Linked DNA regions of Homo sapiens: region 2 is linked to region 1. A link is a loop called in an ENCODE intact Hi-C map of the cell type or tissue named here. Cell type or tissue: endothelial cell of umbilical vein. All regions are shown on one strand.

Region 1 (2,500 bases):
GAGATTTCAATGTTAAAAGTTGATTTGTGTGTTTCCACGTAAGTCTTTATAACAAGCTTCTGCTGACACTCCTTGGCCCAGCTTTCCATAAACACATCCATCCCTACCTATTAGGTTGAACTGTACAAAATTGCCATTTTTATAGGTCCCCACTATTCTTTAATACCAAGCCTCAAATTTAGCCAGACACTAAATGTCCTGTTTTATATACACGCCTTATTCATTCCTTCTTGGTTTTGTTTTTGTGGCTTCACTTTTGCTGGATGGCCTCCACCCCCAACCCCAGCTCTACTCTGGCTGGACATTTTTTAACTCTCCTTCAAAGGTGTACATCCTGCAACTTCTTAAATTCCCTTTACATTCATTGTCTACATCACATAGTCTGATTGCCTATATAATACAATTTCGTGTTTTAGTATTTATATGCTATTTAATACAGATGCCACCTGTTTTGCTGCTTTTATTTTCTCTGGTTGCTTGATGTTCTATTACCTTAACTAGACTTTAGTGCTTTCTAGAAAAGGACAATGTGTAGTATATCTGTACTTATTCAAGTGCTGATCTAAGGACATAGGATGTAATGTAAAAGTTTATTCAATGACTATTTCAAAATACAAAGTCTCTCTTTGTATAAAGTCATTCACTAATACTGACATTGGCTGATACTTCAGACTGGAGATTCTCGGTAATATTACTTTTTCTTGATAATTAATTTTGATTATAAGAGGATTTAATATCATGGAAATAAATTATGCAAATGAACTCAGACCCTAGGTTCACTTCCCAGAACAAACCGTATTCTGAGAATACTTGTGGTGCCAAAATTTAGAGTGAAACCCCAGACTATTAATGATGCTCAAGTTACTTTACTCCAACACAATAAGTACTCAGTGATTTGTTACGGAAATTCAATTAAGTCTTCTCAAGTATTTTTTTTCTTTTCTTTTTTTTTTTTAATTATACTTTAAGTTTTAGGGTACATGTGCACATTGTGCAGGTTAGATACATATGTATACATGTGCCATGCTGGTGCACTGCACCCACTAACTCGTCATCTAGCATTAGGTATATCTCCCAGTGCTATCCCTCCCCCCTCCCCCCACCCCACAACAGTCCCCAGAGTGTGATATTCCCCTTCCTGTGTCCATGTGATCTCATTGTTCAATTCCCACCTATGAGTGAGAATATGCGGTGTTTGGTTTTTTGTTCTTGCGATAGTTTACTGAGAATGATGATTTCCAATTTCATCCATGTCCCTACAAAGGACATGAACTCATCATTTAAGAAAAAGTCCAATAAAATATCAGTCACTATTTTTAGATCTTCATTCTCAATGTTTGTAAAGCTAATACTAATATTAGATTAATGTAATTTTATCAATATTGATAATTACTTAGTATACATTGTGAACTTTGTTTTTTGGATGTCATTTAAAGGGTTATTTTCATGAGTTCCTAAGAAATAATTTAGGCCTTTAAGGTTATTTAACCCTTCAGTAGAAAATAGTTTCCTTGTTTAAGAAAATGATCTCCATCTAGTGGACAAATTTTTATATTACAGTATACAAAGAAAAATATTAAAGCCCCTAGAATATCTCATATCAAGCACTTCCTGACCTATTAATAAATGTTTTGGTTTTAGTGCTAATATTATGGCTTAAAAGTTGTAAGATTTAAAAATATCATAACTATCTAAATGACTTAAGGTATTTAGCAATATTTGTTTCAAAACTTATAGTGGAGTGTTAAGACTTGCTTGATTTAATTGGAAAAATTATAATTAAAGAAAAAATTACTGATTTATACAAATTTGGTGTTTACTCAGTTGAACTGAAAAAAACTAAACCAAAACTCACACTTCTGTATCTCTTACATTTCTGTTCATGCACAGGAAGGAGGGGGTATTTTCTTTTTTAAAGTGTAGCAATAAGAATATCTTGATATTAAAGGGAAATAAACATAAACATTTCTACAGGCATTCACATTACTAGGTCCTCCTCATGCTGAAAAGCTGCCATGACTATCTTCTTAGAAGAGAAATCTACTTTGCCAAACCCCCACTATTTAGAAGTTTTTAATGTCTTCCAGTTGTGTACTAAATACCTTCAAAAACCTTCTTAAATACTACTCTTCATGAAAACTTCTCAGATATCCCAGCCTGAGTTAGTCATTCATCCTTTATTTTTGTATCTTAATGCACTCATATTAAGTGCTTAATAAATGCCTATTTAAGCATATCCAAGGAGAGTTTGCCAAAGATCCCTAATGTATGTCTATTGAATGATTAGAGACCATCCTCCCCTTCCAGCCTTCCTGGGAATTGACAAGGTTTCACATACATATGTGCCTATCCTATTCTGGTGAAACAGATGTCCCCTGTTTGGGTGCCACATATATTTGTGGTTTATATAATCATGCAGTAGAGCTGGAAGGACTTTAGGAACAATCGATGATTCAATGCAGTTAGCTCAGTGACTGGTCAATTAACTTTTCTAGGACCT
Region 2 (2,500 bases), 160 kb before region 1:
CTGTAAAGAACAGAGGAAAGAATATGCATGTAATGAGAGGTTGAAAGGCTGAGAAGGGCAGCTCCAGGCATGTAATCTACAATGGCCATGAATGCATGTCATGAGGAAAAGATGCCTTTTCAGGAACAAAATAATCAACTGAAAACTGTTTTCATTCACTTTTCTAAGCCCCTAGTTTTTTGTTTTCTCCTATTATTGTGCAAAATTTCTGGCCAGACTATTGCTGACATGTACCTTTGAATAAAAAAAATGGCTGTAACTATTCTGAAACATGTTAAGTTAGAAAGCAATAAAATAGATCCACTTCCTGGAAAAAAGCTCTTATTAACTATATGTCAACTATTTCAGATAAGGAGTAGGAAGTTTCAGTAAAGCTTCTAGATACACAAAAGAGAGGATAAAATATTAGAGGGACTTAGAAAGACGTGATATTTGCACTGAGGAAAGAAGGTAGCCTGTAAGTTGACCACATAGGACCACGGCTTTATTATTGTGCACCGTGCTTTCATTAGTATATAAAAGAGGTGATTGTGTGAGATTTAAATCAAGCATGAACTTAAACTAAATTCCATATTAATTATAAACGGTATGTTTACTTTATTCAAAAAAAGATATATGTTTCTCAAAATAATTGCAAATATTATTATTAATTATATAAAAATAAAGAGGAATGAGGATACTAATCTACTCACCTAAGTTCTAGCTAAGAGATGAGGTAGCAAAGGAGGAAGAAGTTCTTCAGTTCCTGGTCTTGATGGGTAAAGCGATTTGATCTCATTATATTCTCTCCAATATAATCATATTAATATCGAAGTCATCAGAACGGAGTTGATATTATCAAGCTAAGTAAATATTAGAAAAATAAAAATTAACAAATGGTTTCACTAAAACTGCAAAGTTTGTACCTGGACCACAAAGCTAATGGACTGGCCTACAATGGTCTTTGTTTTAACTAGTATTCCGGGGGTTGATGGAAAGGGAGTGGAATTAAAGGGCATTGTAAAATGTCATGGCATCCAATCTAATTATCAGAGCTCTAGCTCCAGGGTCAGCAAACTTTTTCTGTGACAAGCCAGATAGTAAATATTTTAGCCTTTTGGGGCCACAAGAACTCTGTAGTAACTACTCAACTCTGCTGTTGCAGAGCAAATGCAGTTATCTGTAGACAATCTGTAATGAATGAGCATAATATGTTCCAATAAACTTTATTTACAAAATGAAAAAAAGTAGTGGGCAGGATTTGCTCTGTGGTAGTTTTCCAACCCCTACCTAGCTCCCTTTGAAATAAAAAAAAAATTAAGTAAACTTTAGAGATTTTGGAACAAGATGTATGTTGGCCCCCTTCAGATACAGATAAACACTTGGTCTAAGAATGAAATGTTGTTCAACTGGAGTTCAGAAACAAGATATGAACTTCTCAAAAGCTTTGATGAATTTAAACACTAGAGGGCACAAAAGGACATTTTTAAGTCAAGGACCTCTTGTAAACAGAACACTACAATTATGAGAAACTGCCTGAAGTAGAGCGATGTGACCTCAATGTGCATAATTTGTTTGAAATGTCAGCCTGTAGCTCTTGTGACCTCACTGACCACAAAAACTTGAAGTGGTTGACCACCTTCATGTTGCTGTAATAATAGCCACATGTCTTTCTTCTTTTTTTCCTACTTCTTTCTCACTTCTTTCTCTCTCTTTTTTTTTTTTTTTTTTGATTGCTTTTGGCCCTTTCATAAAATATGGCCAAAATTGAGGATTTATATGATGGGATTTTTTTTCATTTCCTAATAGTTTTTTTAATTGCTTTAGATTCTAATTTTCATGTGGTGAGTCCTATTTGTAGTAAATAAGTTATTTTGAATTATGTTGTGTCAATCTTTTATAAAATCATAATAAAATAATGCATGTTATTTATGCATATGATTTATGCATATAATAATGTATATTGACAGATGTCATCTGTTACATTGATTTATGAACTAATTTGAAAGTTTTATTTCAGAAAAATGCTTAAAAATCAGCAGAAGCTTGAAGCCTCAAAATTACTCCTACCCTTTAACACATGGACACAAAGATGGTAACAGTAGACACTGAGGATTCCAAAAGCCAGGAGGGGAAAGGGGAATAAGGGAGGAAACTCTACCTACTGGGTACAATGCTGACCACCTGGGTGATGGGATCAGCACTGCCCCAAACCTCAGCATCACGCAATATACTCATGTAACAAACCTGTACATGTAGCCCCTAAATCTAAAATAAACATTGATATTTTTAAAATCCTACCTCTTAATTTAGTAATTCTGCTTGTAGATATTTGGATTGTGGAAGTAATTTGGGATATTAAAATATTTATATTCAAAGATATTCACCGTAAAAATACCTATAATATTGAGAACCTAGGTATATTCTATGTATTTCACATGAACTAATGTTTAAATAAATTTTCATATTAGACCCAGCCAATAGAATCTTGTCAACCATTAAATATATTTTCAAATGACAT

The links. Hi-C counts contacts between places; a loop is a spot of excess contacts. Peaks named below come from ENCODE experiments on the same cell type or tissue, not always from the same donor. Only the 100,000 strongest peaks of a DNase experiment are listed, where the experiment ranks them.
Region 2: a loop joins it to region 1, with 8 times the contacts of the local background. A loop is called at or near these places in 8 of 110 quality-filtered maps.

The regions. Positions count from the first base shown.
Region 1 is chr5:59,217,651-59,220,150 of GRCh38, reverse strand. The region is part of intron 1 of PDE4D (phosphodiesterase 4D); the gene reads left to right. Among named protein-coding and RNA genes, the nearest start is that of PDE4D-AS1, 180 kb to the right of the region's middle. In endothelial cell of umbilical vein, no CTCF peak of the experiment used is centred here; a DNase peak (open chromatin) is centred at 1,560.
Region 2 is chr5:59,379,599-59,382,098 of GRCh38, reverse strand. The region is part of intron 1 of PDE4D (phosphodiesterase 4D); the gene reads left to right. Among named protein-coding and RNA genes, the nearest start is that of MIR582, 320 kb to the left of the region's middle. In endothelial cell of umbilical vein, a CTCF peak has its summit at 1,447 (motif pointing right); a DNase peak (open chromatin) is centred at 1,448.